Regions from separate parts of the Homo sapiens genome. Here region 1 is linked to region 2. The links are chromatin contacts, found by Hi-C or POLR2A ChIA-PET in ENCODE. All regions are on one chromosome and are shown on one strand. Each heading gives the region's core, a stretch centred on a gene start or an enhancer-like site at or near the end of the contact. The rest is flanking DNA. Distances are from core to core; before and after follow the strand shown.

What was found. A loop is a pair of places that touch in the nucleus more often than their neighbours do. ChIA-PET counts read pairs that join two places held with the same protein, here RNA polymerase II (POLR2A). Pooled maps may share reads with other maps.
Region 1: a loop to region 2 is called in a pooled map, with 3 times the contacts of the local background. The contact joins the enhancer-like site here to the promoter of ROCK2 in region 2. A Hi-C loop is called at or near these places in 2 of 50 pooled maps. POLR2A ChIA-PET finds 5 or more read pairs at or near these places in 3 of 52 experiments (BJ, CD4-positive, alpha-beta memory T cell and naive thymus-derived CD8-positive, alpha-beta T cell).

What each region holds. Positions count from the first base shown.
Region 1 is chr2:11,102,221-11,107,183 of GRCh38, reverse strand. FLJ33534 (Putative uncharacterized protein FLJ33534) reads left to right here. Exons shown (of 9, transcript NR_040080.1): 7 at 397-488; 8 at 1,522-1,867. It also overlaps the pseudogene RPL6P4. Among named protein-coding and RNA genes, the nearest start is that of FLJ33534, 27 kb to the left of the region's middle. RefSeq lists enhancers at 1,738-2,237, 3,046-3,195, 3,216-3,385, 3,396-3,475. Within about 2 kb of position 2,188, at least 3 of the 41 ENCODE cell types and tissues checked have a DNase peak (open chromatin) inside an H3K27ac peak, as active enhancers do.
Region 2 is chr2:11,342,708-11,347,892 of GRCh38, reverse strand. ROCK2 (Rho associated coiled-coil containing protein kinase 2) reads left to right here and starts at 3,257. Exons shown (of 33, transcript NM_004850.5): 1 at 3,257-3,897. The coding sequence starts at 3,757. LOC124907733 (a long non-coding RNA gene) reads right to left here and starts at 2,381. Exons shown (of 2, transcript XR_007086216.1): 1 at 2,204-2,381. RefSeq lists silencers at 2,773-2,932, 3,003-3,072, 3,213-3,942.

The sequences.
Region 1 (4,963 bases), core at 939-3,438, 240 kb after region 2:
GTGGCTCAGGCCTGTAATCCCAGCACTTTGGGAGGCCAAGGCGGGTGGATCACTTGTTCAGGGATTTGAGACCAGCCTGACCAACATGGTAAAACCCCGTCTCTAAAAATACAAAAATTAGCTGGGCGCAGTGGTGTATGCCTGTAGTCCCAGCCACTTGGAAGGCTGAGGCAGGAGAATCGCTTGAACCCAGGAAGCGGAGGTTGCAGTGAGCAGAGATTGTGCCACTGCACTCCAGTCTGGGTGACAGAGTGAGACTTCATCTCAAAAAAAAAAAAAATTACTGCATACTGGAATTTTGCTCAAAATTGGTCAGGCTTGCTGGTTTGTTTCTATTTTTCATTTATTTATTTTTTTGAGATGGGGTCTCACTCTGTCACCCCATCTCAATCATAGCTCACTGCTGCCTTGACCTCCTGGGCTCAAGTGATCCTCCCACCTCAGCCTCCTGGGTAGCTACAACTGCATATGTGCATCATCACGCCTGGGTAATTACTATTATGTTTTAATTTTTTGTAGAGATGGAGGGCGGGGGGAGTCTCACTATGTTGTCCAGGCTGGTCTCAAACTCCTGGACTCAAGCAATCCTCCTGCCTCAGCCTCACAAAGTGCTGAGACTATGGGCATGAGCCACTGCACCAGGCCTAGTTGGTTTTTAGAATTCACCTTTCCTCTGTTTTTGAAAACTGAGCTGGCATTTCCTGTCTTCAGACTACTGGCCTCTTTTCTTTCTTTTTTTTTAAAACAGAGTCTCACTCTGTCCCCCAGGCTGGAGTGCAGTGGTGCGATCTTGGCTCACTGCAACCTCTACCTCCCAGGTTCAAGCAATTCTCATGCCTCAGCCTCTCGAGTAGCTGAAATTACAGGGGCCCACCACACCTGGCTAATTTTTGTATTTTTAGTAGAGACAGGGTTTCACCATGTTGGCCAGGCTGGTCTCAAACTCCTGACCTCAAGTGATCTGCCCTCCTCGGCCTCCCAAAGTGCTGGGATTACAGGTGTGAGCCACCACGCCCAGCCTCTCTTTTCAGTTGTCTTGATTTCTTAGGTGTTTTTGCATTTGACCTGTGCCGAGGCTCTCACGTTCTTTCACTTTCCCTGGTTAGAAATTTTCTAGTTCTCAAAGTGTAAACCTAACTAAATTGACCCAAAGGTTTTTACCCTCCCTCTCTTATCTGAAGATTGGAAATCCTGTGATGTGAGGAATATGGTCACAGAATTCATAAATTAAAGTTGAAGTAACTTTGGCAGACCAGTCAGATGAGCTGGTGAAGACCCAGGACTGATCTGATCAAAAAAATCAGCCCCCCATGTGGAATGAATAGGGTTCAGGTGAAACCTCCAGACCAGAAAAGGGGAGAGGGAGGGTCCTAACTCCCAGGCCGTGTGCTAAACACGGTACAGATCCACAGCCACCAAAAGTATCAGGCATTGTATTGTGGCCCGAGTAGTACTGGGGATAGCTGCCTCCAACTAGTTTAGTAACCTATGGAGCTCAATAGTTGTTCATTTCACAATCAGGTGCCTGCCTCCCTGCTGCGCCTGGCCACGTGGAAACCCCTGTAGCTCCCTGGCTGTGCAGGAGCAGCCACAGTGTGCCCCTCCCAGGACCACCATCCCCCTCACTGTCTCTGAGGCACCTGCGTGGACCGGGTCTGGATTGAGTCTCATTTCTCTGGATTCCCACGGCAGCCGGCGGCTGCCTCTCCCACACCCGTCACTCTGTGTCATGGAAAGCTGTGTGTTTGTCTTCATTCCCACCGAGTCTGAGCCACTCGAGGTCAGGGCCATGACCGTGAGCTACACGTCCTTGGCGCCCAGTGTGAGCCGTGTACAGTAGAGGCTGACTGACGTCTTGGAGGCAGAAGTGAGTACATAACTGACAATTGCTTAAAGTCGGCCGGGCCAAGGTTTACAGACCGGGAGGATCATCAGACGCGGGTGGGGCACAGTGGGGTGGGGGGAGGTTCCCAAGGCTGCTCATCAATGGAGTCTGGAGATGGCTGCCTAGGGGTAGCCTCTGAAACGTTCTGGAACAACCTCGTCCTGTCACAGCGTGGCTATGAGGGGACCCTCACCTGGAGGCCTTGGGTGATGTGTTAGTTTCACAGCCACACATCAGCATGGGCCTGTGTCCCCCAGGCCACACGTCGGCATGGGCCTGTGTCCCCCAACCCACGTGTCAGCATGGGCCTGTGTCCCCCAACCCACGCTTCAGCATGGGGCATGTCCCCCAGGCCATGCGTCGGCATGGGCCATGTCCCCCAACCCACGCGTCAGCATGGGCCCCGTGTCCCCCAACCCATGCTTCAGCATGGGGCATGTCCCCCAGGCCACGCGTCAGCATGGGCCATGTCCCCACATAGGTGAGTCCCTGATGCAGGTTGGGTCCCCGGGGAAGCTCACTCAGAGACAGAAGAGTGTTTATTGGTGGCGGGGCAGTGCTCTTGGGTTTAGGGTCTGTGAAGGGAGAGAAGGAAAGCCAGTGGGGTAGAGGGAGTCGTCGGGCAGTGATGCCCTAACCGCTGGTCCCTGGGGAAGCTCTGGAGCTGGCACACCCCTTCAGGGTTGTCCCGAGTGGAGCCTGGGGCCAGGCCTTTATCCACAGTGTGGGCCGCCACCAGGTGCAGGTGCCCAGGAGGGGCGTGTTATGGGTTGAATTGTGTCCCTCCAAAAAGATACATTCAAGTCCCAAGCCCCGCTACGTGTGAATGTGACAAATCCACTGTAGAAACCAGCATTCAGATCTCAGGTCTGCACAGCTGAAATCAGCATTCAGATCTCAGCTCTGCACAGCCGAAACCAGCATTCAGATCTCAGGTCTGCACAGCCGAAACCAGCATTCAGATCTCATCTCTGCACAGCTGAAACTAGCATTCAGATCTCATCTCTGCACAGCCGAAACCAGCATTCAGGTCTCAGGTCTGCACAGCCGAAACCAGCATTCAGATATCATCTCTGCACAGCCGAAACCAGCATTCAGATCTCATCTCTGCACAGCCGAAACCAGCATTCAGATCTCAGGTCTGCACAACCAAAACCAGCGTTCAGATGTCAGCTCTGCACAACCACAACCAGCATTCAGATGTCAGCTCTGCACAACCACAACCAGCATTCAGATCTCAATTCTGCACAACTGTGATCACTATTGAGAGCAGTGACTGTTACATGGATTTAGAGACACGTTGTGGGGGTTATACGACCACGTATTACTGTGCAAAAAGACGTCACTCAAGCCCATTAGTGCAGAGGTTCCTTTAACTGTGGAGGATTAAATCAAGGAATCAGAGATTGTTTACGCCGGAAGGGACTTTGAGGTGTTCACTTAATTGGAAAGCAGGTCATCGTGGGCCCTCCATGGGTGTTGGTATCCACTGAAACTCCAAATCCCATCCAGGGGAGGCTGACACAGGCACCAGGTGTAAGGCCCCACCCCAGCCGGGCTCACCTCTGCGGGCAAGCCTGGGGCCTGGCCGGGAAGCCCAGCATGGTGCGTGTGAATGCTGTGGTGGGGGGGCGCCCCAAACTCCCCCTCCAAGACAGAGGCACAGGCATCGCCTCCCAGGACTCACCTGGAGGGGGCTGCCTGGCGTAAGCTCATGCTCCTCCCGTGCCACCTGCTTTAGTGGCTGATTGCTATGCCAGGTAACGTCAGGGCCACCTGCCTGATTCAGGCTGCTGTGCAGCCGCGCAGACTCAGAGCTGCCTGTGAGCCTGGCTGAGGCCTTTACTGCTCATTCCCACTGCCCTCACCCCTGGCGGGGGCTGGTCTCCAGGGCACCCCCATAATCCACTTGCACCCAGATCTCCGTCTCCAAGTGCGCTCCAAACCCAGCCCCAGCGTGTGGACAATGGCATCCTTCTTGCACATGCTGGGGTAATTGATGGCTGTATCTGCTCTGAGACGGCAGAGTGGGCTAGCTCCCAGCCCCAACAAACGGCCCTCTGCGCCCTCCACACACACTCAGCATAGGCTCAGCAGCCTGGGGAAGAAGAAAGCCGCTCTGCTCCGTGCTCTGGGTGCCCAGCCCTGTGAACAGCACGGGGTGTCCCCACGGCTCACTGTGCCTCCTCCTGGCCCATGTCCACTCCGGCATGCTGTTCACAGACACGGCCCAGGCCTCTGTCCCCACAGCTTTATTATTTTTTAAATGTTATCAGTTATTTAATTAGGTTCTTAAGAAATTTAGAACACCAATTTGTGAGGATAAATTCCATTCCTCAGAACAAACACAGATCTCAGGTAGCCCTGGAGCTAAGGAATAACTTTGATTTTTGGTAAAATCTGTGAGTCCACAGCTTTCTGATCAATCTTGCGCTGCCCTGTGATCTCGTATTTCTCTTTTTCTGTGTCGAAGATCTCACCTTCCTGGTGTCTGGGCTTCCGCAGCTGCTGCTTCTTGAAGCAAGCATCAGTGAGATGTTTTGGGATTTTTACATTGCTGATGTCAGTTTTGGTTGAGGTGGCAATGACAAATGTCTGGTGTGTTCTTCATAGAGGAACTCGATTGAGGACCAGAGGTCCAGTCCTAAATACCAAGCCGCTAGCCAGCTGCTTCAAGAAAACCACCCTCTTGCCTCTGTGGCATCCAGTGAAGATGATTAGAATGGCTTCGGGGGTAATGCTGGCTCACAGTTTTCTCACGTGCTGACTGAAAGTTTTTTTGCCGTGGCTCAACAGCTTTCGAGGCGCATCTCCGGTAGGGTAATATCTAGGCATTTTGTTAACCACCCAGGACCACCGTTCTTGTCACCACCAACTGGTTTGTAACAGTTGCAAGAACCTTCTCCTTTTTCTTTTCAACCTTGGACTTCGCAGCTAAGTACTTCCTCTTCCACGTGGCCTTTCTGGAATACATGGCAGGTTGGGAATACCTGCCAACTCCTCTGACAAGGACGGGATTGAGGCTGCAATGGGGCTTCCCCTTCTTGAGTTTTTCAGTCTTGAGGTGATGCCTTTTCA
Region 2 (5,185 bases), core at 2,008-4,507:
ATTAAAAATATAATATTGAATACTGGGAAAGGTGAAGGGACATGGGCAGTTTCTTCTACTCACGCTGAGAATGTAAACGGGTAGCGTCTTTTTAAAGGCCAGGTTGAGGCCCGGCTCTGTGACTCACCCCTGTAATCCCAGCACTTTGGGAGGCTGAGGTGAGTGGATCGCTTGAGCTCAGGACTTAGAGAACAGCCTGGGCAACAAGGCAAAATCCTGTCTCTACAAAAAATACAAAAATTAGCCAGGCATGGTGTTGTGTGCTTGCAGTTCCAGCTACTCAGGAGGCTGAAGTGGGAGGACTGCTGGAGCCCTAGAGGTGGAGGTTGCAGTGAGCCAAGATCTCTCGTGCCACTGCACTCCAGCCTGAAGGACAGAATGTAAACCTGCCTCCAATAAATAAATAAATAACAGGTTGGCAGCATCTGTATTTACAGTATGCCTACCCTTTGTTATGACAATTCCACTTTTAGGAATCTATACTATTCAAATATGAGGATACGAGGATGTCAATGGATCATTTTAACAGTGAGAAAATATTAATAATATCTAGCATTGATTGAGGGCCAGCACATTTCTAAGCACTTTATAACAAATATTGTGAGGACCCCGAGACACAGAGGAGTTAGGTAACTTGCTCAGGGTCACATGGCAAGTGTGTGTTTGGGGCAGGATTTTGGCAATTGTTTCTTAACCACTATGCTCTCGAATAGAGAATAATTACAGTGTGGCACATCCAAACTGGGGAGTAGAGGACAGCAGGTAAGCGGAATGAAGCAGATCTCTGCCTATAGACATGGACACGCCTCTAGGACATATTAGTAATGAAGGGAAAAAACCAAGTTGCCAAACACCATGATATGGTATAATTTCATGTCTGTGGGGAAAAGGTAACATGTATCTATAATACATATGTATGAGAATGGCCAAAGGCCTTGAGTGATATAAGAATGTATGTGGAAATATAGTCAGAACAGTAAATTTTAGATTATGTTCCATATATTTCTGGTTCGTTTGAACTTTTACAAGAATGCATTTGTGCATTACTTTTGAAAACAAGAATTGTTGTACTAACCTCCTCCTTACCCTTACCCCATCCTGCAAAAAGGTTTAACTCATATCAACAGATTCATTTTCTCTTCTTCCAGGTAGACAATGGGATAGGTCTTGGGTAAAAATCTTCTGTACCATGGCTTTTTCTGGTCTATATAAATAAGTATATGTAGAACATGCCCAGGATATATATCTTGTTGATCACTACTCTTAAAATAAGGTTTTCATGTTCGGTATTTGGACCATGGCTTCCTGTTATTCCACCAAGCTACATACAAATATACAACCAGTCAAAATTAATTTGGAAACTGAGAACCACAGTGTTTTTTTTTTTTTTTTTTTGAGACAATCTCACTCTGTTGCCCAGGCTGGAGTGCAGCGGTGTGATCACAGCTCACTGCAGCCTTGGCCTCCTGGGCTCAATGGAGGAGGCCTCCAACTCAGCCTCAGGGGGAGCTGGGACTACAGGCACAGGCCACCACGCCCCGCTAGACAGAGTGCTCCTTTTGCCTTGCATATTATTTTGTCATCAGAAAAATAATCCATAATCATAGATTATCTCATTATTTTGCTCCAATGCATAAGTGGGAGTGTCTAGCTCCCTCTGTTCTCCTGGTGGCCTCTGTGGAGGTCTGAATGAGTAGCTCAATACACAGACTTAAAGGACTCTCTGGATGTGAAGTCAGTGTTACTATCTGAAAGGGAAAAGCTGCATTGGATGGATCATCGGGGCCTCTTCCTGCATGAGTCCAGCTAGGGGTGGTTTTAACTAACCTAAAACCAAAGAAGAGGCTCCAACTAATCCAATGGTTTGGATCAAAATGCAACTTTTACAGGGCTGGGGCTTCACCCTATCTTCGGGTTTATCTCTGACATGCCAGGGAGACAGTTCTTAACATTCTTATTACTTAATGGATATCAGATTGTTGCTTTTCGGAGTGGTTTTTCCATTTTTTGAAATTTAATTTGTTCTTAAGTATCTTTACAGAAAAAAATCCCATTTATTTAAGAAGTACTGTATTCTCTGGTTCTTATAGCTGCTCATTTTACATAGTTTTAGTGTGTACAAACGATTTTTTTTGTTTCATTTATTTCTAATATACCTTCTCATGTACTTGCCAAAATTTCATGTTTGACACAGTCTGCATACCTGCCAGGATTCTTGCTGTTAATGTGAAGGCGCCTGTTTGGGTTACTCAATTGTTGGACAACTGGGCCCATTCCCAGGTTTTGGTCATCACGAACATTGTGAATAGCCCTGCTGTTAACATCTTTCTGCAAGTTCTCCCCCTTCTTCGCCCTTTGGATCATTTCCTTGGAAATGTACTTCCTTAAATGGGTTTACTGGGTCAAAGGGGCTCTATGAACGGTTTTATAGCTCTTGGCACATAATTTTCGGATTGCGCCCTGGGCGGATCTAAGCGATGGCACCGGCCGCCGAGAGGGCAGGAATGCGGCGGAACGGTCCCGATAACCACCCCTCTTCCGCCCCCCAAAAGGAGAAGACCCCGCGAAGGCCTGCGGCTGGAAAGCCTTTTTCCGGTGCTCTCCCGTTCTCTTGAAGTGGTTAGTGTCTAAGCCGGGCAGAAACGCTTTCAGGATCCCAGGCCCTCCTGCCCCAGGACTAGGATTCCACCCGCCTCCGCTAATTCGGAATCCCAGACACCCAGGGCCCCCTCTCAGGCTCGCCTCGAAACCCCCGGCCCTGCGGCCCCTCGCGGGCGCCGAGCTCGGTCGCTATTATTTGGGCGCGGGTGAGGCGAGGCCCGCATAGCTGCGCGCTGAGTCAGCGGGGGCCGCGGCGGGGGGCGCGGCCGGGCTCCCCCCCAGCGCACGGTGCGCTGGGCCCGGCGTCTGGGGTTCCGCCTCGGGGCCGCGGGGTAGTCCGCGGGGTCCGGCGGGAGGGGCAGGGGGCGCGCGGAAGGACCCGGCCTGGGTGCGTCTCCCCTCCCCCAGCAGGAGCTCGGCCGTGACCGCGCGCCCGGCTATTCGCCTCAGAGAACCTCGCCAGGGGGAGGAGGCGAGGGCGGGCGAGGAAGGGGCGCAGAGGAGAAAGCGGAGCGGGACAGACGCAGGAAGGGAAAGAAAGGGAGGAAGCGCGGTGCGCGGGGCGGGGCGGGGCGGAGCGCGCGCAGGGCCGGCGGGGACGCGCGCCGGCGGCTGCGGGCGGAGGGGCTTGTGGGTAGCGGCGGCGCGCGGCCGGAGACGGGCGGCCGCGCGGGAGTGTGTGCGCCGGGAGCTGGCTGAGGGACTGCAAGGCGGCCGGCGGCGACCATGGCAGCGGGCCGGCGGCGGCCGTAGTGGCCCAGGCCTGGGCTTCAGCCTCCCGGGGCCCCAGAGGGCGGGGCGGTCCGGGCCGCGGCGGTGGCGGCGCCACTTCCCTGCTCCCGCCCGAGGACTCCTGCGGGCACTCGCTGAGGACCAGCGGACCGGCGGCGCGAATCTGACTGAGGGGCGGGGACGCCGTCTGTTCCCCGCCGCTCCCGGCAGGGCCGGGCCGGGCTGGGCCGGGCTGGGCCGGGCGGGCCCCTGGGAGCAGCCCCCAGGCGGGGGACCGCCTTGGAGACCCGAAGCCGGAGCTAGAGGCAGGCGGTGGGCCCGGGTGGAGTCCCGGCCGGAGCTGGTGGTTCGGGGGCGGTGCTAGGCCCCGAGGCTGCGGGACCTGAGCGCGAGGAGCCTGAGTGCGGGTCCAGCGGTGGCGGCATGAGCCGGCCCCCGCCGACGGGGAAAATGCCCGGCGCCCCCGAGACCGCGCCGGGGGACGGGGCAGGCGCGAGCCGCCAGAGGAAGCTGGAGGCGCTGATCCGAGACCCTCGCTCCCCCATCAACGTGGAGAGCTTGCTGGTAGGTGGCCGGGGCCTGGGAGCTTGCTCGTTGCAGCTCACACCTCAGATCCCCTCTCCGCCCAGCCCTCCGTGCCCGTCCGCCCGTGGGGAGGGGGAGGTCTTGCCCCACCCCGCCCTGCTTCCGGCAGCCGGGGCCGGAGACCAAACGATTCTGTCACCGAGTTCCAAGAGTAGTGACCCGCCTTTGATTCCTCCCTCTACCTCCTGCTGGAGCCAGTGTCATCCCCGGCTGCTCCTTTCTTGCAGCACTGGGAGGAAAACACCCCTCTTCTCCTTCCGCCTGCCCACTCTGGGGAGGTGGGTGGAGGACTGGCCATGCTTCATACACCAGGTTAGCTGATTTGAAAGTGTCATGCTACGTGGGGACTTGGTGCGAGCGAGGGAGAAAGAAACCTGATGCTGTCCCTGTTGCGAGTACTCACTGGGGTACATGACAAAGAGCCGCCCTCACTCTCTCCTTTTAGTCTGAAATCTTGGAACACACAGCTAAAGTTTTGCTGTTTTCACTTGCGTTTGAGCATTCCATACTTGCTATTTAGTGCATTTTAATTGCTGTAAATTTAATTCCCTGAGATTATTGCGCCAGAGCCAAAAAATCAGTCTGAATTGTGGAGTGGAATAAATCTGTCCTCTTCATTGCGTCTCTTTCCTATAACGACCTTTGAAATCCAGATTAATAGCACCGTAAAGGCTGCTAATTGGCTCTTGGTTAAGAAAGGAGCATGTTTTACAAAATAGAAATGCACCGTAGAATGCTGGCTTATTTCTTATTTTTGTTAGGATAGATGATTGTATTTCGCAATTTGAGTAGTGTGCAGTGTAGATGCATTTATGGGAAAAGGGGGTGTGGACTTTTACCCTGGGGAGGGGAAGAAAGGTGAAAACGATACTCTGTGTATTAAATTGACTCTGGAAGACTAGAACTAGGGTGGGAGGTCCTTAGATCCGTTAGACATTCTGTGCTGGAATGCAGATGTTTAGTTCTATTCCCTCCTGGAATAAACCTTACTGTATGATGAGAAAAACTGCCTCCTCCCTTTCCAGGGACGGACGGACTGGCTTTTGGTCAGAGGCGGTTGGTTATCCTTTGAGGTTTCAGGCATCGTTTGCAGAGTGACTCAGTCCTGTTTGGTCAAAATGCAGGAACTGACTTTAGCTATATAGTGTCTTTCTGCACAGTGTACAGAAAGTAATGAATGATGTGCTATATTGTGTCACATGTGTTTGATGTTTTACTGTTTTTCGGGTTAATGTGTTGTTCCTATGTTTTAATGGGAGCAGTCTTT